Regions from separate parts of the Mus musculus genome. Here regions 1 and 3 are each linked to region 2. Evidence: chromatin loops called from intact Hi-C (ENCODE). Cell type or tissue: heart. All regions are shown on one strand.

The links. A loop is a pair of places that touch in the nucleus more often than their neighbours do. Peaks named below come from ENCODE experiments on the same cell type or tissue, not always from the same donor. Only the 100,000 strongest peaks of a DNase experiment are listed, where the experiment ranks them.
Region 1: a loop joins it to region 2, with 2.2 times the contacts of the local background. A loop is called at or near these places in 3 of 42 quality-filtered maps.
Region 3: a loop joins it to region 2, with 7 times the contacts of the local background. A loop is called at or near these places in 30 of 42 quality-filtered maps.

The regions. Positions count from the first base shown.
Region 1 is chr3:142,278,768-142,286,767 of GRCm38, reverse strand. All of the region lies in intron 7 of Pdlim5 (PDZ and LIM domain 5), which reads left to right. Among named protein-coding and RNA genes, the nearest start is that of Pdlim5, 110 kb to the left of the region's middle. In heart, a CTCF peak has its summit at 3,885 (motif pointing left); a DNase peak (open chromatin) is centred at 3,877; H3K27ac peaks cover 715 bases.
Region 2 is chr3:142,616,602-142,624,601 of GRCm38, reverse strand. Gbp2b (guanylate binding protein 2b) reads right to left here. Exons shown (of 11, transcript NM_010259.2): 11 at 5,426-6,507. The coding sequence ends at 6,397. It overlaps Gbp2 (guanylate binding protein 2), which reads right to left and starts at 3,939. Exons shown (of 11, transcript NM_010260.1): 1 at 3,794-3,939; 2 at 719-932; 3 at 1-27. The coding sequence starts at 908. Mir6381 (microRNA 6381) reads left to right here and starts at 656; the gene lies at 656-742. In heart, CTCF peaks have their summits at 3,220 (motif pointing right) and 6,037; a DNase peak (open chromatin) is centred at 3,921.
Region 3 is chr3:142,488,987-142,496,986 of GRCm38, reverse strand. It overlaps Gbp5 (guanylate binding protein 5), which reads right to left and starts at 53. Exons shown (of 11, transcript NM_153564.2): 1 at 1-53. In heart, CTCF peaks have their summits at 3,380 (motif pointing left) and 6,335 (motif pointing left); DNase peaks (open chromatin) are centred at 3,126 and 6,336; H3K4me3 peaks cover 24 bases.

The DNA.
Region 1 (8,000 bases), 340 kb after region 2:
GGTATGCGCTATTCTCTTTCTCTGGGACAAAGCTCACCAGCTCAGCACCTTTACACCCCTTTTCTTTCTTTTTCTTCTTCTTTTTCTTTTTCTTTTTCTTTTTTTTTTCTTTTTCTTTTTTCTCCTCCTCCCCCTCCCCCTCCCCCTCCCCCTCTCCCTCTCTTCTCTTTTTTCCTTTCTGGCTTATTAATGTCCAGATCACAAACACATTGAATTTTGTGGGTAATTTAGTGTGCCATAATTACTCAACTCTCCACATACTATTAATAGACATATATACATAAATGAATGAGCTTAATAGTGTCCCAATAAAACTTTATGTATATGTACCAAAATATGCTATGTACTTTGCATGAGGGAAATCATGGGAAATATTCTTAGTTTTGTAAAAATATGGAAAGTATTTTTAGTTTGTAGTCTTTGTAAAATAAGTTGGTGGCTGGTTATGGTCGCTGGGCTCTAGGTTACTAACTTGTGCTGTATACTTTTGTCTAGCTTTGCCTCTACCTCTCATGGTACTTTAACTCTATATGGCAGTTTCTCAGGTTGTTGCAATTTTTACAGAGATGATCAATTTTAAATAAGGAGCAATACAAGCGCTCCTCTTCTGTTTATTTACCTTACATTTACATTTTCCATATAAGAATCAGTGAAATATGGCTGACCAATTCTATTTTTTCCATATATGGGTTTTTAAGAAAATGGGCAATTTTGTATTTTTCTTGTAAATCTTCCCAATGTTATATTTGGTGCTTGCTTGCTTTGAAACCAACGTTTTGTGTTTTCATCTTTTCTTTACCTGCTAATATTTCTTCTGAATTTAATGTTGCAGGCTAAAGAAAAATTGGCATAGATACATTTTAAAAAGAATGAAAAGTCAATGACAACAGAACATGGAAACAGGAGAGAGATTTGGGAAAGAGGAGTACAAGGAGATACTTGGGGGACTTTGATCAAAGAACATCTTTATAACAAGTATTTATATAAATTGTAGAGTGTTAAAAGGGGATGTGTAGCAATTGAGAATATCAATAAAATACATTGTATGGAAGTGTTATTATAAAAAGTTTAATTACATAAAAAAATTCCCCACAGCTGCTTGCAACTGTTGGCTGTATGACTAGATACACTACTTCCTTTATATACATCACCATTTATACCGTCCCTATGCTTTCAGTTCTACAACAATGCAGTACCTACCCAAACCAGTGCACACAGTAAGGGCAGACAGAGGTGGTCCAAATCCCATGTATTGTATTCCATGTATTCCTTGTATCATATGTGAAATGTTGACACCTTATTAAGTTCTTGGAGTTTTTTTTTAAGTAATTCAAAGCCGTGTAATCAGTGAATGGGACTTTCCGGCCACCTTTCCCTTTAAGCATCATCTGTTATCACATGGTTTAGCCATGTTGAGTGATTTGGGAGAACAGCCTATATTATCATATGGGTTTAGCCATGGTGAGTGATTTGGGAGAACAGCCTATATTATCATATGGGTTTAGCCATGGTGAGTGATTTGGAAGAATAGCCTATATTATCACATGGGTTTAGCCATGGTGAGTGATTTGGGAGAACAGCCTATATTATCACATGGGTTTAGCCATGGTGAGTGATTTAGGAGAATAGCCTATATTATCACATGGGTTTAGCCATGGTGAGTGATTTGGGAGAATAGCCTATATTGGGTGCTGAGGGTTAGGTTTGCAGCTACAGAGCTAGAAGTAAGAACCAATTAGAGTATTCCTAGATATGAATTACTGACACTTAAATGACAGTATGCCTGGTAAACATAGTCTCAACTTTACATTAATCTTTCCTTTGCTTTGTTTTTTACTTCTGAAAACTTAGGTTTTACAGTTCTCTGGAAGACCCCCTTAAGAACGGACCACACCCACCTGCAGCTCCCCAGCTGTTAAAAGTTCATAGTCAAGTAGCCATAGTTTCTAAGGAAGCAGCCACTTACTCTAGGTAGAGTTCTTTTTCCATTTCAGTGCTGGTGATGAATGTAACTACTAAACTCACTGAAAATGGGAGCACAGTTGTGGATTGAGGAGCTAATGTCATTAACATGCTTAGCCTCAGAACACTGCTTTAGTCTGCTTTTATATTCTATTTATGCATTGGTTTAGTTTTTAACTTCTAATACAGAATGAAGAAGTCTGTGTCTTTTGTTTATTCACTTTGAGATATGTTAAATTAACTTCCTGAGTTTGCCTTTAGTCTCTTCAGTTCAGTCATTTACCTCTGAAAGAAGAGAAGCAGAGAGAGAGCTCATGCTGCAGACAGACATGTTCTTAGATGATAGAGAAGGACCTGCACGACATTGATGGTTCTTTCATATTTATTATTATTTTTTTAACCATTGGAGGGTAGAACTTCATTAATTTCCTCTTTTCCTGGACTACAGAATGGCTTACCGTTACATTTTTAGCTGATTATTTTAAACCTGGTTTCTATTTCTTATTCACTTTCCCTCAATAGTAACCGTTGACTCAAAGACAGGAGAGACTGAGAGACCCACACATTGAATCTCTTGGTACCTGCTCTTCACCCTAGCGCTCACTCACATGTCCTCACTGCACTGAAAGCGGTACACATAGCCATACGTTCCGATTAGAGATATGCAGATCACCTTTGTTTCTATATGATCTGTTAAAACTGACTTCCTGTGATTCATGTAATCACATCAGTGGAGGCAGGTTCTTAATAACCTTTGTGGACTTGGCCTCATCGCGTGTTGGAGGTGGCCATTGTCACAACTTTTTAAACCAAAAAGTAGTTACAGTGCTATAGCGATGTTATTATTAGTAACTTAAATCCATAGAGGAAGATAAGAAGAAAATCCCACTCCATGTTTTTAGACTATCCTATTTAAATAGAAAAAAATTCAATAAATCTTGATCACCAGTTTTGAGAGTCCTGCATTCATAGTGATGGACTGTAAATTCTTTCCCAGATATTTTACTATTTGTAAAGAAAGAAAAAAATAAGTATTTTAGGTCATAAGGACACCTCTGAATATGAAATTTTATCTCATTTAAAAACCTACACAGCTAAGTCAAAATAGAACTGTGGGATTTTGCTGAGAAGATGATTTGATTATTTATATTCTTGAAAACTGTTTAACTTTTCCATAGATTCTTACCACCCAGAATAGCTCAACCCTATATTATTTTAAAGTTATTTCCTGTTCATGTTAATAAATGCTGTTGCTTCTGAACATGTAGGCAGTTCTGCTTCTAAGACATCTCATGAAAATGCCATGAACTAGGTATATGTCTACTCCCAGACAGCTCGTCTTATGTAAAAACTTTTTAAGAAAAATTCCCTTATCCCTGCTTACAGAATCGCAGCTTTTATTTTCAGATTCATTTTCTTCTTGGTTGTCTATGTATATATATGATATATGGGATATATAATGTGGTTGACATTACATTGTGCTTGATGAAAAAACAGTCATAGGCTTACGCATTAAATTTAAATGTCTGAAATTTCGGATATAATTAGTAAGTGACCTAAATAACTGTCATTCCTTTACATGGCTCACCTTCATGTCTAAATACTGATGTAGAATAGGTGCCGACTTGTGTTTATTCTGCTGTCTTTTCTTACTTTCATTTTTTCTTCCCCCTGTCTTTTTTTCCCTGTCAAGTGTAAGCAGGTCTACAAGAACTGTAGAAGGTGCTTTGGAAGGCTTTGGAAACTTTCCTGCCTTCTCCCCTCCTACTAGATACAGTGCTGTAGTCGTCAGTGATGCGGCTGCCACTGTGTCTGCTGCTCTCGCTGCGAAAACCAGGTAGAATTATGTGTGCAGTATATGTCTGTGGTCCCAGCGTCTTCCAGTGTTCAGAGGCTGGGTTCTGTAGTGAGCTCCCCCTTGTGTCGTATGCGTGTCACACAGGCTGTGAGTAAATCCACAGGATTGGAGAATGTTCTTGAAAAGCAGCCATGGCTCCATTTTCACAGCTCCCACTATTCGTATCTCTCAGTTGTGCTCACTATCATGTATTATGTTCCTACAGACTTTAGAGTTTATAGCTTTCAGTTGTCGCTGAGGCTGAGTCAGGTAGAAATTAAATTTCTGATGATGCTATCGTATTCCACAACATTGGTGAATTAAAGCCTAATTATTCCGTGAAACAGCCCTTCTATGTGCCTTGCTTCTATACTATTTCACATTTATAGGTGTAATGCTTGCTTTTTTTTTTTTTTTTTTTTTGGTTTTTGGTTTTTGGTTTTTAGTTTTTCGAGACAGGATTCCTCTGTATAGCCCTGGCTGTCCTGGAACTCACTTTGTAGATCAGGCTGGCCTTAAACTCAGAAATCTGCCTGCCTCTGCCTCCCAAGTGCTGGGACTAAAGGCGTGCGCCACCACGCCTGGCTTAAATGCTTTTGAAAGCTAGCCTTGCATGACTGTAATAAAAATTTCCTTAGTTGTTTTTGTATTTGAGAAAAGGTCTCTCTGCATAGCCCTAGCTGTCCAAGGAACTCACTTTGTACACCAGACTGTTTTAAATCAAACTCACAGAAAGGAAGATCGGCCTGACTCTGTCTCTCAAGTACTGGGATTAAAGGTGTGTGCCATCCGGCCAAGCCAAACAATACAATGAAATCTCGGTGCTTCTATTCACCCTCCCCACTGCTTTGCTTTGTCTTTGTCTCCCTCCTCCCCATCTCTTTCTCACTCCTAAAGGAGATGTCTCAGACCGTAGACTGAAAGCGGGCATTCTTTTGTGGACACTGCAAGTTGTCACTGACGCTCCTCTCTGAATGCTTGCCAGGCTCTTCGGCCCTGAAAACTCCCAGTCTCTTCTGGATGCACTGTGCATCAGCACTGTCCCCAAGCCTCTAGCTCTTTCCTGTCTTCAGTCCTCTGAGGAGTCGAGTGGCTCTGTCCACGTTAAGAAGAGCAGGTACTATGGAGGGACCATGGCTTGTGGAAGGTTGTTTCCTCTAACAGCACACTATGATGTAACAGGCCAGATGCAAAGGTTGCAGGACTGATGTAAGCTGTGTTGAATTAGCTGCACTTTCAATGCAGTGCCCAAGCCCATGCATGCTCTCTCATTGGCCTGTCGCTCACCTTCTAATCCATTACGATGTCTTTAATAGCACTCTTGATGTTTGGTATGAGGTCATGAATAATTTTGCCAATATTTAAACTGTAGTGGAATCTGGGCTTTTATTACATGGCTACAGCTGCAGTACCATAGTCAAATGATTAATAATCCATGCATTTTTAAAAGATGGAAAGCAATATAATTATTATGGCTGACTACTATCTTATAGTCCATATGCATGAGAATTTTACTTGAAAAGTTATTTAATTTTTACTGTATGTGCTAAATGCATGTGTTCAGCTTTATATTGCTGTGATAATATACATGGGATAAGCAGTTTGTGCAGAGGTAAGGATTGTTGTGGCTTGTGGTTTGGGGTTTCGGTGTGTGGTTGCCTGGCTCCATTGCTTTTGTGCCTGTGATCAGGACCATGTGTTAGAGCTGAGCTGTTTAACCTCACAGTGGCAGGAAAGGGGAGGGGCTGGGTCCCCATGCTATCTGTAAGGGCACACTGCTTATCACCTGACTGCCTCCCAATGGTGCTCACCTCCTCAAGGGTACACCACTTCCCATAGTGCCACAGGCAACCACTTAAGCTTTTCCAGAGCCAAACTATAGAAAATCAGAAATAATTACAGAAAATTAATGGTTAACCCAGAAGTTACTAAGCATAATACAGAGATAAAAATAGCCCAGGGTTGGCTAAATGTGTAATCTCAGTGAGTCAGGCAGAGAACATATGTTGTGTCAAATGTAAAATCAGTAGCAAAGTAAACGTCTACCACTGTAGCTAGTGGTGGTCGGCTATAACGAGCTGTCAGTCTCTGGCTACCCAGCATTACAGAGCTTCTCATTATGCTACACTGCAGTTCTACAGTAGTTAGTAAAGTGTTTAAGTTGGTGTCAGGGAGAGCAGACCATTTCTAAGGGAAAACACTGAAGTTGTTTAAATTTTAGGTTCTTGAGTCTAGTTGGACCACACTTTAAGAACTGGATGGGATGTTATGTGACTCTACTCCTTCAGAGTTCCTTGGTCATCATCACATAGGTAATACCTGCAGCTCCAGCCTGAAAGAAGCTCTCTGGGAACCCTGTGAGAGGGAACATTAGTAGTCCGTGCTTTGCCTTTTATCAGCGGCGATACACAAAGCACATATTTTGATATTTGAGACAGGGTGTAGAGTTAGGAGCATGACTCAGTGGAATGCTTGTCTAAGAGCTGAGGATCTGGGTTCTGTTTCTATCACTGGAAAAATAACCATAATGTACATAAGTACACATGACTTAGATTTTTATAGCTTCTTTATAGTGTGCCTCAGATCCTTAATGTTTGAAAAGTAAGTTTAAAATTTAAGTATTAGGTGTTAGTGGGGAGAGAATTTATATAAACCCTTGTATAAAAAAATACAACCTAAATTAAAACATGTTAGCTTACAATAATCTTCATAGGACTTTTAACTTAATTTAAATAATTGTAATTTAAAATTGTACCTCAGATTAAAATCCAGAACTGAAACTATACTTATAAGTAAATTGTTACATGAAGTATTAATTTAGTAACCATATTCACTAACAATATCATTACCATTAAACTACACACTTAGAACATAGATACAATTATCAGTGCCATTTTCAACACTTAACTCAGTGTTGAGGATTGTACAAGTACTTTAGTTCATGCTTGTTATAACCCTGGAAGAAAGGCAATATATTTGTACTGTTTGAAGATAAAGAACTTTACTAAGGTTAAGTAATATACTCCTAGCATGGCAGAGTTCCCATCCTTAAGTAATCTTAATGTAGTGAAGACAAGGTACATATAAAACTTACAGTTTTTAAAACAGCCATCACAAGTGAATGTACATTTATATGCCAGATATTAAATAAATGATAATAAATAGATAAGTTAATTACAAGTAGTTAATTTGTAACAGCTTGAGGAGTTAAATATAGAATAGTGTTAAAAATAGAATAACTGCCTATGGTAGAGCACAGCACTAAGTGGGTACTTTTAGTTCTTCTGTTAAGCACAGGTAGAACTCGGATGCTTGCAAAAGGAAGGTGTTGAAGGGTACCTGTCGTACAAAGTCTGCCTGGAAAGAATAGTAAAATGTAGTGCGGAGAATAAGGATGTCCGGAAGCCATAGTTTCTGTGACACAGCAGGAGAGCTGACTTAGACCTATAGATTACAGGCTTTGGCCGACATACTGAACTGTAACTCAGTTTTGCTCTCTCGTTGGCCACTCCCATTTAGAGTTCCCCTCTTCTGCCTAAGTGACTCTCAGCTGAGACAGGATTTTCAGTGAGTAGGGCACAGGATTTTCCTTTGAATGGTCTTCCGTATTGGGATTGCATTCTTTCTGAACCACACCCATCCTGCTGCAGATTGGGTTGATGAGTAGTACACAACAGGTAACCATTTAGAACCAGCCCACGTAGATGCGCAAGCTTGCCAAGGCCACCCAAGGTTTTTCAGTCCTTGGTCATCTAGTACTGCTCCTTCTAGCACCCAGATACACTGGTCTTGGCACTGGATTCCTGTCATCCAGTTTACTGACTCATACATTTGGAAGATATCCTGGAAGTCAATTTTAATTCCTTCAGATGATTAAATGGCAATGATTTGGACTTTAGAGTTATGATTATGTAGCTCATTATTTTGTGAAATATACATGAGTAATTTAATCTCAGAATAAGAAGTTCCTCATATTGTGACTTAAAACTAATTTATTTGTAATGGGTAAATATATTGATATAGATATTTTATTATTTCAGTATGTTTATTAGCCTTTCATATGTTAAGCTCACATTCTATACCCTAAATAGACTAAGCATCTTCTATTTAATTATTCTGCTTAAACTATGTGGGGTTTTTATCACCAAAGTATTAATGACCTTATTTAAAGTTTAGATAATAGGCTCTAGAAGCAAAATAA
Region 2 (8,000 bases):
ACTGCACAGTGGAGCCCAGGGAAAAGCCTGAAAAGCAGAATGAGCATGGGACGGGCAGGGCAGTCAATGAAGGTGCTTCCTGATATTGAGTTGAAAAAATAACATAGTTACATTTGAAAGAGAAAATGACTTCAAGTATTGATTGAACTCCTAGCCTAGAAATAGGGGATTTGAAATATCTAATGTTGATCAATATATTCATTTCTTAGAGCTAGATACTTGTTCCTCCTATGTTGACAGTCTAGAAAATGTTTCATAATTCATTCCTAAGGAAGTTAGCCAGGTGGTGGTGACCCACACCTTTAATCCCAGCATTTGGGAGGCAGAGGCAGGCAGATCTCTGAGTTCGAGGCCAGCCTGATCTATAGAGCAAGTTCCAGGACAGCCAGGACTATAGAGAAACCTAGTCTATAAAATAAAATAAAATAAAATAAAATAAAATAAAATAAAATAAAATAAAATAAAAGAAGTTAACTTTCTCAATGTATTAGTTCTTTCTCTAAACTGCACCTACTATACCTTTCAGTTGGAAAGCAAAGGTACTGTTTAAAGACCCAGTGGGTAAGGATGACTCAACAGCAAGAAGTTCCACTGGTGGTAGGCAGTATCCTTCCCTAGTCCTCCTCTCTCTGACACTCTTTCCTCACATCTGCTTTCAGGATGCTGGTGACATGAGTGAACAGAAGGAACCAAGCACAGATTTGTTGGTGGCACTCACCTGTCCTCTTCCCAGCTAGCTTGTTCATCAGGTAGGATTTGCCTGTGCGGTAGAGGCCCACGATTGCCACCACCACCACAGGCTGTGTAATGGCAGACAGGATCCTCAGAGCCTCCTGGTTGATCACTAGTTGAGCCTCAGTGTTCTCAATGAGGCACATGGGTTCCGACATGTGGATCTCTGAGGCCATGTCCAGGGTGGTTTCTTTTTGTCTCTAAGAAGAAGATAAATTGGACTGCAATTTCTAGTCAGTTAGATGAAGTAAATAATATGTACTAAAATTTTCCTTCTCTGAAATGTACACTTCTAAGAGTTTTGGAGCCCTGTATGGCTGTCCTATAGATTGGCCTACTATTTCTATTTAAATACAACTAATTTGAAATTCATTGAGGACCAGAAAAGTTATGCACCGGGTTCAAAAGGTGACATGCACTATTTCCCCAGCTTTGTCCAATCTCAGAGCCCTCCATATCCTGAGTGTAGTGGCTGACTGGGTTTGCAGCATTTATACAACAGCCCTAATGAGGCTGCATGCCTTATACCCCCTCTGCTTCTTAACTCCCCTTTTCTGCTTCCCGATCTAATGCGGCATCCCTGCTTTATCCTCACATCTCTTCAGCTTCTTCTCATCTTCAGTAGCTCCTCCATCTTCCTTTATCCTCCCTTCCTTTATGGCTTAGAGGAGTACATAGCAGTTACCTTGTAGAGTACCCTTCAGTTAGATAAGTTTTTAGTTTTTTCCTTAATGTTAACTTGACTGGTATATACAGGGTAAGAAGGTCATAGAATTTTTATTTTGCAATCATCACTGATCAAATCAAAGGATGGATGCTGTGAACATGACTTGCTCTGATAGTACTCTTTTGAATACAGTCTCTTGATTAAGGGGCTACCTGCCAAGAACTATTTACTATTTTGTAATCAAAATTACCACTTGAATAGCAAATAAATACTTAGAAAAAAATGTCTAGGGTTTAATCAGCAGGGAAATACAAGTGAAAAATGCATTGAGGTTCCATCTCACCCCACTGAGAATAATCCTGCACTAAGAAAACAATAAAAAGTGCTTCTAAGGGTGTAGAAATGAAAGAGTTATGAGTTATGAATTGCAGCTAAGAATGTTAACTGCTGACTGGGCGGTGGTGGCGCACGCCTTTAAACCCAGCACTTGGGAGGCAGAGGCAGGCAGATTTCTGAGTTTGTGGCCAGCCTGGTCTACAAAGTGAGTTCCAGGACAGCCAGGGCTATACAGAGAAACCCTGTCCTGAAAAACCAAAACAAACAAACAAACAAACAAACAAACAAACGAATGTTAACTGCTGTGGCCACAGGATGGAGGTTCCTCAAAAACAACTAGAACTACCAAATGACCAAATACTGCTTCCGTGTGTGTGTGTGTGTGTGTGTGTGTGTGTGTGTATGTAGATATAGGTGTATATACATATAGTATTGTGATACATATCGTATTGTGTAGGTACAGATGTGTGTGTATAATACATATGTATATATAGATATATATGTATAAATATAGATGTGTATATCTGTGTATGAATATATATATGTATATATATATATTTTTAAAGCAGCCTTTAGAAAGACACTCAGCACATACAACTTCACTATACTTCATGTAGTTTCATCATTACTTTCAGCATCTATTAACAATTCAAGTTTATAAATTAACCACTTTAGCATTTGCTTACAGAGGACTGTCTACTCTTATCATACTGCATATTTATTAATGGGGGCTCAACAGCCAGTATTGTTCCTACTTGCATTCATTCATTCATTCATTCATTCATTCAGTTGCATCAGTATGGACTGCTAAGTACTTATTATTTCATTCCGTGTAACTTAGGACTTTGTGACCATTCCTTAGTTTGTTGCCTGGCTTGTTCCCCGTGTTCACTGAGGCTCCCTCAGCTGGATCCCGTGCTTGGCTGGTAGACTTCCATGACATTCCCAGTGCTGTGGTACTCTCTACCAGCACAGTCTTCCAGACACAGCTCATAGTTTTCCTATGTTACCCTAGAGAATTCCTCCCAAAGGTTTGGTTTCTTTCAGTTCACAGTGGTATTTATGCCACAAATATCACATGGACTATATGCATTGCTTTAAGGTGAACCAGTATCTTCTGGAACATGATATAGTTTTTGAACTCATGAAGTCACAGCAGCTGTGGCTGCCTATAGAAAACCTGCATAAAGGCGGGTGGTTAGTGGCACATGCCTTCAATCCAGCACTTGGGAAGCAAAGGCACATGGATCTCTGAGTTTGAAGACAGCCTGGTTTACACAGTGAGTTTCAGGACAGCCAGGGCTACACAGACACACTATTTTGAAAACAAAACAAAAGAAAAAAGAAAAAATGCATAAATCAAAATTCTACCATAGGTTGGTGAGAGTCCCGGGAAGCCCAGAGCATAACTGAGATGATAATGGCAGTTAATGGCTGCTACAGACTCCAGGGTTGGTTTTCTTCAGTAAATGGCCCCTGTTAAGTTACCTGAATTCCACTAGGTGGCCTTATGCCCACGTTTGAATGAGCTGCAGTGACTTGATTAAATGAGGACATGAAACTGAGTGAGGGGTGGGTGGGAGGAGATGGAGGAAAGAGTAGGGAATATACACAATCAAAAACACATGACATATATGATGTTCTCAAGGAATAAATAATGTGTGTGTATTCAAAATAGTATACACAAAGATATTGTAGCTCAATAGATTTTTCAATGGGGGAAACTGTCTCTTTTTATGAATTCCAAGCAGCCTAACTTATTTAGGTAGACACTGGCAACAAGTTCAGGAACTTTGTCTGAGTATCATTAAATAGTAAGAATGATATAAAATGGTACCGAGAAAGCAATATGAACCTCAACACACTTATGCTCTCAGTGTGAAGTCTTCTTTCCCAGAGTTTAATTAATTTGCCCTAGTAGGGACAGGGACATCTAGGGTAAAGTCTGCCTCTGTCACCTAGCCCTGGGCCACACACATCTGTGCTGGTTTCAGCCTCCTCTGGTTAGGGTAAACCAGCAGTCTGCTAAACAGTTTTCCACCCCTGCCTCTGTCTTACCTGAAGAGAAATCCTTTAGAGAAGAAGAAGAAGCAGCTTTTCAATGCTGGTCAGCTTTGCCTCTGAGGCTGGCTGCAGAGTGCTCTGTCCTCTCTCACAGGCACTGTGACATAGACCCTGTAGTAACCCGGGAAGTTCCAGATTTTTGCCAGAGAACTTGTGAGGAGTTCGCTCTTTATTTATGCTTAAGACAGTGAAAGTGAAACTAAAAGAGTTCCTAACTGGGGTGGGGTTGGAGGGATGACTCAACCAGCACTGCAGGAATGAGGGGTTTGCTCATGGGAGGAGGGTCTCAGGACTTCTCAGGTAGAGATTGATAAATGGTGCCATTTCTTGTGGGTGTTTCAAAATGTAGGGTGAAAAGGGTGTGGTTTTGAAATCATTCTCTTATGTTTCAGTCCTTTTTTGTCCATTAGTGTTTGTTTTGTGAAGTTGCCAGCCCCACTGTGTTACACAAAGTTAGCAAGCAATTGTGCAATTCAGAAGTGGACATGAATCGTTTAAAAATCATTTCTCTGTACTGTGAAAGAATAAAAATAGAACGAAAAAGGTGAGAATTTGGAGGGACAAGGAGAGAGAAAGGAAGGAGAAAGATGGGGGAGACAAAGAGAGGGAAGGAGGGAGGAAGAAAAATTACTGAAAGTGAAAGTGAATCTGAGTTCCTTTAAACATGTCAAATGCTGGGAAATCAGCTAGCTTGTTTGTTAGTTTGTTCATTTGTCTTTTGGACTAGAATAATCGCTATTAACATTATGTACAATCCCACAACAATTTTAGCACCACTTAAATATTTTCAATCATGTAGACATGTAGAATTTAAGAGTAAGCAAAAGGGATTTCTTTCTTTTCTTTCCTTTTTTTTTTGTTTTTTGTTTTTTGTTTTTGTTTCTAAGCTTAAAGGGGTGGAGTTTCCAGTCATTTGTAGTATGTTTCCTTAGAAACAAGTGAGTCAGAGTCCTGACCCTAAACCATTGAGTGCAAATAACATCTCTCAGAGGCTGAGGGAAGCCACTGTCAAAACTGAGACTGACATCTGTGAGTCTCTGAGCTAAGGCTGGGAATGACCATGGAGTTGACAAGCCACTGGCACTGTGGCTGTGAGAAGTGTCCCAAACTGTGCTTTGAAGTTCTGAAGATGTCTAATTAATCCTCATGCTGATTTACCCACGGACTAGTACTTAAAATCTTCCAGGGACTTAACACAAATCAGACAATAGGTCAGACTTTGAATACAAGTGTTGAATTCTTCTTCAAGCACACATGATACAAGCATGCACTGAAAAGTATACTACAGAAACACTATACCATCCACTGTTATGCTATAAGTTAATGTACCACTAGAAGTATTTTTTAAAGCCCTGGGTTTAATGCCACTACCAGAAAATAATTATACAGAAAGTATCTTTGTGTTTCTGTATTCCACAAGAGTACTAAGCCCCGTGACTGTGACATTTCCTCTGTGTGGTACTACTGTTATTCTGAATGTTCAGTTGCAGAGCTGAACCCCTCATCATTGGGTGCCTGTGTGACAGCTAAGAGTCTTCTAATGACCTCCCCTCTTACAGAAATTTAGGAGCGGCGTTTCTTACATTATGAACAATGTACAGCATGCACTTGAAACAATTATGGTAAGCTTAATCATTTTTATTAACAGTTTTCACTTAAACAGTGCTTCTGCCACATTGTAAAAGGCATTTATCTTCAGAGATATGCAAATCATGTCATAGCAGCAAAAGAAAGATAAAAATGAAGGTTGGTTTCACAAGAGTTGGCACTGTGATTATGAGCCTCAGAGGAATAGAACGAAATTTATTTTGAGTTCTCCATTCTGTGTAGAAGTCATTCTAAAACTCTTAGAAGGAGAAAGTGTTTTTGAAAAATAAAAAGAGAGATTAGAAAGGAAACACAGTAGGCTGGAGCATGAAAGAAAACAAGAAGTTCTCTCAATGGGGGAGGTGCAACGCCCACTCGCCTATGCATTCTGCCTGGAGGGGAATTTTCTTCTCCTCTCCAATGAAATACTCTGCTCATCCAGCAACCACAGAGCCTTCCCACATTGGGCACTGCCCATTGTCTACCCTGGGAACCAATGTCTGCAGATAGCATGAGGCCCTAGGAGCTGTGTTCCATGGATATGTTCAGATTTTTATCATGTTTATAACATGCCAATCCCAGCTTAGAGCAAGCTACATCTTTGAATTACTTATGAGCACACAACTAAGAATATCCAGTAGGGGATGTATGTGATACAAAATGTCTACCCAAAGACAGCTGCCCTATCACTGTGTTGTAAAAACAAATCCCAACAATACAATTTAGTATGTCTACAGAGTCCATGTTTGCAGTATCAAATATAAGACCCGATTAAAAATCACATGAATTTTCACTTCTAACACAAACATGAACTGAGTCACCTCATAAGCCAAACATTTTTTTCACATATAAACTCCACTTTGTGAACTTTATTTCTCCCTTCTTCCTAGTAAAGTGTCATTGTCTTCAAGTCTCATTCAATGCCATGCTGTGTCACAATCCAAAGCTGTCCCCGAAGTTTTTTCCTTGATGAGTGGAAACAGGGTAGAGAGCTTTAGTCTGTTCAGATTTTAAAGTATGGTGCATGATCGAGGTGGAGGCATGTTCTTGATTTTCTCTATCTCTTGACGTAGTTGCAAGCTCTCATTCTGGAATCCTTGCTTGAGAAGTCTTTCCTGTTCCTAAAATGGAGATGGAATTTGAACTCAGAAGGCATCCCATGCCACATTCCTCAGACTCACACAGACTCTGCTTTGGTAGATACACTGAACCCTGGGGGGATTTTGACATTTTTCTCAAAAGTCTTTTTTATTCTTTAACTTCCATGATTCCTCTCCCCTGTCTTGTACACACACACACAAACACACACACACACACACACACACACACACACACACACATATTTCTTTCTCCAGTTTTAGAAATGTAGACTGACAGTTCTGAACACCAGTTCCCTAAAGCACTCAGGTCCAGTTCTTACATCATTTGACTCATGGAAAACACAATTTTGTATAAAATCAGCACCAGCTTGCCTGTTCTTCTTTGCCTCATCTCTAAGCCGTGCTGTGCAAATTCTCAAACACATGAAAGAAGGTGATAAAGAGGGGCTTAAACCAACCGGAATGTCACTATCTGAATCGGAATCAGGACAGGTGGTGTTCAATCAGTGGATTTACTACTTGTCCCAGTTGTAGTAACCAAGACAGAAGACATATTGAAGCAAGTGTGTCTTCAGTGCTCAGGCAGTTTCATTAACAACAATGGAGGCTTAGTGTAGATGTGGAGGAATGCCCAGAAAACAAGATGTTATGGGCAATTTGAGCATTTAACCACTTTGCTTAAAGATTTGAGACTGACTCTGCTCTTTGAGATGCTTCCAGTGTTAAGAGCATTCTAGGTGTGGCAGACACAAAATTTCTACTGATCCCATTCAATATAAAAAAATTAAGAGCTGAATATTATGTCATAGAATATGATGCAAAAAGCCATTTTACATGTAGATATTACAATTACTCTATTTAGGACAGGAGAAAATAATAGTCCTTGATAAGTTAGTTGAGGATTCTATCACAGAAATCCTAGATAACACCTGAGGAGAATTTGCAATTCAAATCTACAGTTTAATAGACATACCCTGATAAAGAGCTTCATTTAGCAATAAGCAGACTTAAAGAACCAGTAATAGTTAGGAAAAGGAGCAGTGACGGAATGAGAATATAAAAAGTTTGTGAATGATACCCTGCCATTGGGGGATGGTATGCTATTTATTGCCCTTGGATTGAGAGTGGGGAGGATGGAGCACAGGTCTCTACTCATAACTCAGTCAAGCCTTGACCTTGTGAACCTAATGCCTCAGCCTCCCCATATACATTGTTGATTGGACCACTGGGAACTGAAAATTAAAATGGTGCAGCCAACTCTGCTGGCCCCTATAAGGCCTGCCTAAGAAAAACCATCCAGGTCCACAGAATAATAAAGAACCAGGTAAAGGGCTGTAAAAAAGTTCTCCAAGAAAATGTACCCAAGAAACAGGCTGGAGTAGTCATTCCCATATCTAATACAGTAGACTTGCAACCAAAATTAATCAAAAGAGATGGGAAGGACACTTTATACTCATAAAAGAAAAAAGCCACCAGGACGACTTCTCAATATTGAACATATATGCTCCAAATGC
Region 3 (8,000 bases), 130 kb after region 2:
AACTGAAGAGCGGGAGCAGGGGCCAGTAAGAACACTGCTTCAAACGGGACTCTGCAAGAGGACAAACTCGTTGCACCCTTATTTATCTGTGCTTGGTTCTGAGAAATAACGGCCAGCCCTGGGAATTTCCTTTCCTCTCCCAGAGAGCTGGGAGAGAACTTGATTATGAAACGCAAGAACAGGAATCTGCAAAAGGGTTCTCTAAACTGAAATTGAAACTACACAAGTTCAGACTGTATAGTTGAAGGGGATTTTCAAAAGCAGAAGGCTTGAATGTCACTGAACTAATTTCCCAGAAGTTGCCCACAATCTGAAAGAGAACGTTGACATCGTTTGTCATTGTTTCAAGCGCTGTTTATTTTATTCCTTTGAACGAGGGTGATAATTTTTATGGTTTTGAATCACAATTGTTTTGAAGGGAAACCTCACGTACTATTTGAAGACTCATTTCTTACAATTGTCTCTGCATCCACTTAGGATAAAAGTTGTTTTCATTGGTAGTAGGTTAAACAAGGAACTCAGGGTGTCATGTTGTGGACTCTTGAATCCCATATATAAAAGAAATAAAGAACAGAATTAGGAAAACTGAGGATAACTTTTTTGGAGTTGGAGAGAGGAAAAAATTAGCAGAGCAGACAAACCGTACAGGAAACCAGAAAGGAGAGATTGCAAAGGAAAAGAAAGCTAATCACGCTTGCTGGGTTAGAGACTGCACCAGCAAGCTGACTCAGTCACAGAAAGGCTGTAAGCAGCTGCTTTAATCTTATACTGTTTGGTGCCGTTTGGAACATCTGCTGATGATGTGACCCAAGTCCGATTCTTCTGAGCAAAACTCAAGCCACTGAGTGGGTTAAACTAATTTTTTAAAATAGGTCAATAAAATAGCTATGCTTTACCAAGAAGAAATAGCCTTCCCTTAACGGAGCTTCAAGAAAGATCTTCTATCTCACTTGTCTAGAATTCAAGCCAAAATAATATGTTAACAAGTCCTGGAGATGACGCTGTCACTACTGGGACAAGGAAACTCAGGAAATGTCTGGTCATATGTAGCCAATAAAGATCAGTTATATAGAAGCTGAATGTTGTACATGGATATTTGCGGACTTTGTTCTGACGCTCTCTGGAGTCTAACTCTCCTAAAAGGAAGCATACTCGCTTTAGACTGCACTTGCCTGTAAGCTTGACAGAAATAGCATTTGACTTTATGGTGGGTACCGCCTATACTGGTGACTTTGGGTAAAATAACCTAACCGTTATCACAATAACAACTGTATTGATCCATGCGCATTGGATGGCCTTCCACTCCAGTGTCTTCTTTGGTTCGTTGGTTGGTTGGTTGGTTGGTTTTGTTTTTATTATATCAGTTTTTCAAAAAATATTGTTTTTTCTGTGGGATTCCTTTACCAGACTTCCTTTCCATGGACTCGATCACTTCTCCAGACAGGCTAATCTCTGACTGACTTGAGCATGCAGCCTCGGAGTACCTGGCCTCAGAAGGAAAGGCACGTGGATGACTGGTCTCATTTTCCTGTGTCTTGAGTTGAATGCAGAGGCAGACTCAGAAGCTGTCAGACCTGAGTGCAGGCTGATTTCTAGAGCACTAGGCCTGTCTCTGTCCCCATGAGTGTGGTCATGGGCTGGGGGACAGTGACTCAACTTGAGACACAGTTGGTAGAGCACTGCATGGAACCAGTACTTCCATACAGAAGACTCCAAAACTTACATTGCGAGTGAGCGCAGGGTTCCACTGACACTCTGGAAGGCAGCTTCTTCTTAAGATCTTCACTGTCCCCTCTGAGGGACCCCATGGGCTCTTGGTCCTTGGCTTTCCCCCCTTTGCCTTGCTACACTCCCCCCTTTGCCCTATTCTACCACCCTTCTTTGCCTTCCTGTGCTTTGCAGAGCAAGAAAACACTCTCTAGTAAGACTTTGGTGTCATTTTACCGCTGTTTACATTTCTTCCAGTATTTATAATCTTCTGTCACCCTTCCCATGTGCCTACAGGTATGTTTATCAGGAATTGTTGGGTCATGTTTTTAAAATAAGGAGCTAGTGCTTTTGTCTTTCTATGCTGCCTTTGCAGCAGCTATTCCAGGTCAGGCAGTGGGATGCTGCATGACAATAGCAATCATTGAAAATAGTACCCTGACTTTGGAAGCCCCGTGGAGGACAGGGGTACAGCTGATACGGCAATGGTTCCAAGGCTTTGACCAAATGCACAGCCAGCAACAGTATTCATGCCATGAGGCGTTTCTGAACTATGAACTACAGAAGTTCCCAGTGGATATATGTGTCTAAAAATAGTCTTCAAGAGTACCCTTGGAGTCTGGAGTCTTGGCTCAGTAAGTGAAGTGTTTGCCATGTAATCATGAGGACCTGAGTTCGAATCCCCAGATCCCACATAAAAGCTACCTGCTGTAGTATGCATCTGTAACCCCAGCTCTCTTTTAAGCAAAACTAGGAAGCAGATAGGGCCATCCTCGGAAACTTGTGGGGCCACTGGCATATATTATGCAATAGAAAACAATGAAAGAGGAGTTGTCTTAAGCAAAGTGAAAAGCAACCTGCCTCATCTAATTATGGCCCATGTGTGAGAGCATCTTAGACACCTGAGCATGCATATACACACTGGGGAGAGGAGGAGAGAGAGAGACAGAGAGACTGGGAGATCAAACGCATGTACAAGATAGAAACACCACAGGGGTAAGTGGTTTAATTGCCCTTGAACTTGAATTTTGTAGTTGGCTGTCCCTGTGTGTGTGTGTGTGTGTGTGTGTGTGTGTGTGTGTGTGTGTTTAAATCACATTCCTGTTTTTGCTATTTGAGAAAAGCAGCTGAATTCTTAGAAATGCCCAAGTTACCTCAGAGGTCCAGTTGCTTTCAGATTCCAGACTTAGATTTCAGGAAGTGCCGTTGCAAAGAGCTGTGCTTTGGCTTCAGCGCTCACTTTCCTGTGGGGAGAACACTCCTGCCAAGCTGTTTGAAAACACAACACCTGGAAGTGTGCTCAGTTTGGAGAGCAAACTTCCTCCTGGGTTGGATTCCAGAACCACCCTCTCTTATCATGCAGCGCTTGTTTGTTTAACATCTTTGTAGGACTAGACTACCTGTAGAATGTAGATAGGCCCGCTGCCAGGGCATGTCATAATGCTAATCACCGTTTGATCTGTTTTCATTGTGCTCTCAGTGAGAGACACAGTGACTTCTAACACACACACACACACACACACACACACACACGCACAGGCACACGCACACACATGCACACTGAATAATTATATCACTTGCTCAACATTTATAAACACTTCCTATTGCTCAGCATAGCCAGTCTGCAGTTTCTTACATAGTCTGCCCCCTGCTGTCCTTTTGTAGCCTCAGTCTATCTCCAGTTGACCACAGAATCCCATACACAACCTCAACCAAGAGTTTCACACAAAATCCTTCTGCCTAGAACTCCTTTTTATCATGTTTTATCTGAGTACATTGTACTCCTTAAAAAATTAATTTATCTTAATTCTATGTCCCTCAGGAAAGTATTTCTGTCTGAGAATAGAGGGTCTCTTCTCCATACCTACAAGCAAGAAAAATTATCGCCTGCTCCCTTACAGTGCTTAGCGGAAATTGAAATATTCTGCACGACTGTTTAATGTCTTCTTTGTAAAATACAAAACAAAGCAGCACAAGAATCATGACTTCTGACTGTGGCTACATCCCGACTGCCTTCACTCACGCCCAGTCCATGTCAGTGCCCAGTACATAGTCACTGAATGAGCAGACGAGAGCAATCATGTTGGAAAGGGATACTCTACTGTCTCTTTTCACACAGGAATTTTACTTTTTGCATCTGAAATCTGAATACAAGTTCCCTCCCACAGTTCTGGAGGCACGACGTGTGGGATGGAAGATCTCATCATCATGACATGTGTTCCCTTGCTGTGGTCCTCAGCAGGATACAACATCTTCCTACTATGTGAGATTTTGGTCCAGGGGTTCTCCAACCCAAAAGAAATCCATGACCCAAAAAGGATATGTACCTTGTAAAAAGAGTAAGCTTGGAGCTTTACTTATTCTAGTTTTACAATTATAACAATCTTGTAGCATTTTAATCTAATACTAATTATTTAATGCTTTAAACAGAAAATGAAAATTATTGTGAGACTTCTGATACTGTTGATTTTTTAATCCGGAAAGCAAGAAAAATTACTAAGCAGATGACAATGAAAATAATTAAGGTGAGCATTTTTACCACAGTGTATCAGCTTACTAGGGCTCCTTTAGCTGAGGACCATGCTCCTCTTGTGTTTCCTGAAGGCTGTGTCCTTCCCACAAACAAAATACACCAATCCCATTTCAAACTGCATTGTCTGAGCTAGAACTGAACTGGACTCTCTGAGGTGCCTCCATGACTCGCTCCGCACTGCTCTTAAACTGCCTATTTTTCCTATCTGTTTTCTGAGAGTTGGGCTTATTCTATCTCGGATTCATTCTGTCACATCTTCCTCCGTTTTCTCACTTTGTCTGCCCCTCAATTAGATGTCACTTTCAAACATAGCTGCTTCCTTCTATAAACTAACATTACCTACATTGTTTGGGATTAGAGGTGTATACTATAGGTGTGTCTGCATTCAGGCTAGATCACACAGACCCAGGTCTTTGGATGCGATCCCTCGCCTGAGCACCGATGTGACTGGATTAAAATTCCTCTATGGTTTCTTTTCCTTTTTTCATTCCTAATTTTCTTTCTTGTGTTTTTTTTCATTATTATTATTAATTGTTTATTTTGTCTTCTCAACCAAAAAAAGGGGAGGGAGGATATGCCCAGATCAGGTAGTATTTTCAAGCCGTTTGAAATGCTCAATGGGAACTGCAGTAAAAGGTCACGATGGAACTAAGGGAGCAGACAGCATAGCAGGTCCTTAGGTACTTGAGATAGAATAAACGGAAACTTAATTAGACAGTTTAAAGTAGAAAGTGAGTCATGATCTACTGTCGTGAAATCTACAGACTCTGACTTGTAAACCAAACTTCTCTGTCGGCTGTTTGGTAAATAAAGTTTTATTTAAACACAACTGCCTCCATGGCTGATATTATGACACAAGAACAGAGTTGATCAGAGCAATAAACATTGCATGTACCACAAAACACAAATTATTTTCTTCAAGACGTTTTATAGATGAAGTTTGTGATCGCAGCTAAGAGAATAGAGTGGGGGTTATTTTGCAACAAAGGTGAGGAATGATCAGGGTGGGGGGGGGAGAAATGACAAAGAATGATGCTGAACATCACAAAAGAGGTATTACACCATCTATATATGGTCAAGTCACTTGACTCCTAGTGTATTTATAAGTTCTGTGTATTCTATAGAAAAAAAACTGTTTTTATAAAGGTAGGGGGAAAATGGCCATCATGCAAATAACTAGGGGCAAAAGCAGACACTGTGTCCCACTGGTGGGGTATTCAGAGCACATCTGAGATATCATTGCTGTCAGGTTTAAGGAACATCTGCTTACACTCTGACCTTTGAACTGGGACACAGATATGCCACCTCAAGTCCCATTATAAGCTTTCCTGTGACCGAGTGGAAACTCAGTTTCCAGAAACACTATTTTCTACCCATTGCTGTCACCTCCCTCCAATACCAGATACCAAAGCCATCCAACCCCTTTCATTTAATTATTTGTCTTCATTTATTCTCTCATATATTACATCCTAAGTGCAGTTTCCCCTCCTCCCAATCCACTCCTTTTCCATTTCTCTTCAGAAAATGGCAGGCCTCCCATGGATATTAACCAAACATGGCATACCAAGTTGCAGTAAGACCCCAGCCTATCAAGGCTAGATGAGGTGACCCAGTAAGAGTGTGGAAGGTTCCCAAAAGCAGTCAAAAAGAGTCAAAGGCAGATCCCATTGCCACTGTTAGGAGTCCAGCAGGAAGACCAATCTACACAATCATAGAAGGACCTAGGCTAAACCCAGAGAGGCTCCTTGACTGTCGGTTCAGTCTCTCTACGCCTTTATGAGCTTAGGCAAGTTGATTCTGTGGGTTTTCTTTGACCCTTGGCTTCCTTCAATCCTTCCTCTCTTTCACAGGATGTCCTAAGCGCCCTAGTTTTTAGCTGTGGGTCTCTGCATCTGTTTCTATCAGTTGCTGGATGAAGCCTCTCTGATAAAGATTATGCTAGGCTTCCATCCATGAGTATAGCGGAATATCATTAAGGATCATTTCATTGACTTCTTTCCCTCCTCAGTCCTGTTGGTTTCTATCTTGGGTCCCTGGACAATCTAGTCTTTGGTTACTGGCTATCCAAGCAGTGTTAGGCATTGGCTCCCTCTAGTGGCATGGGTCTCAAGCTGAACCAGTCATTGGTTGGCCACTGCCACAAGTATTGTGCCACCTTTACCCCAGCACATCTTGCAGGGAGGACAAATTGTAGGTTGAAGGTTTTGTGGCTGGGTTTGTGCCCCAATCCCTCCTCTGTGAGTCTTGCCTGGTTACAGGAGATGGTCAGTTCAGGCTCTGTACTCCCCATGACTAGGAGTCTTAGCTAGGGTAAGCCCTAATAGATTCCTGGGAGTTTCTATTGTAGTGGATTTCTACCTTGCCCTCAAATTGCCCCCCCCCCCAATTTTAGATGTCTCCCCCATTAGTCTCTCCCTCCATTCTCCCCTGACCTGATCTCTCCTGTTTCCATCCCCACCTGCCTCCAGTCCTCCCACAATATCTATTCTATTTCCCCTTCCCAGGGAGAGTCATGCATCCTCCCCTTAACCCTCCTTCTTACTTAATCTCTCTGGGTCTGTGTATTGTAGCAGGATTATCCTTTAAAATATACTCTCTTATAAGTGAGTATATATAATGTTTGTCTTTCTGGGTCTGGGTTACCTCATTCAGGATAACTTTTTTTCCCTAGTTCCATCCATTTGCCTGCAAATTTTATGATGTTATTTTTTTTTTTGACAGCTGAGTAATCCTCCATTGTGTCAATGTATCACATTTTCTTTCTCCATTCTTTGGTTGATGAACATCTAGGTTGTTTCCAGTTTCTAGCTATTACAATTAATGCTGCTTTAAACATATTGAGCAAGTGTCTTTGTGTGGTAAGATGAGTTGTTTCCAGTTTCTGGCTATTAAAAATAATGTTCCTTTAAACATAGTTGAGCAAGTGTCTTTGTGGTAAGATGGAACGTCTTTTGGATATATGCCCAGGAGTTGGATCTTGAGGTAGGTTGATTCCCAATTTTCTGAGAAAGCACAATACTGATTTCCAATGTGGCTATGCAAGTTAACACTCACTTGAGAGGTAAGTGTCCCCTTGCTCTGTATCCATGTCAGCATGAGCTGGCACTGCTGTTTTGGTCTTAGTCGTTCTGACAGGTGATAGAATCTCATAGACATTTTGATTTGCATTTCCCTGCTGGCTAAGAATGTTGAACATTTCTCTAAATGCTTCTCAGCCACTTGAGATGTCTCTATTGAGAATTCTCTTTAGATCTATACCTCATTTTTAAATTGGATTATTGGTTTGTTGAATTCTTTGTATGTTTTGGATATCAGCCCTCTGTCAGATGTGGGGTTGGTGAAGATCTTTTCCCATTCTGTATGTAGGCTGCCCTTTTGATCTTTTGATGATATCCTTTGCCTTACAGAAGCTTTTCAGTTCCATGAGGTCCCATTTATTAATTATTAGTCTTAGTACTTGTGTGACTGATGTTCTGTTCAGGAAGTTGGCTCCTGTACCAATGAGTTCAAGGAAATTCCCCACTTTGACTGTCAGTTTTAGTGTATCTGGTTTTATGTTGAGGTCTTTAATCCACTTGGAGTTCAGTTTTGTGTAGGGAGATAGATATTTGCATTATTCTACATGCAGACATCCAGTTATACCAGCACAGTTTGTTGATGCTTTCATTTTTCCATTACATGGTTTTGCCTTCTTTGTCAAAATGGTGTGTGGGTTTATTTCTGGGTCTTCTACTCTGCTCCACTATCTGTTTTTATTATC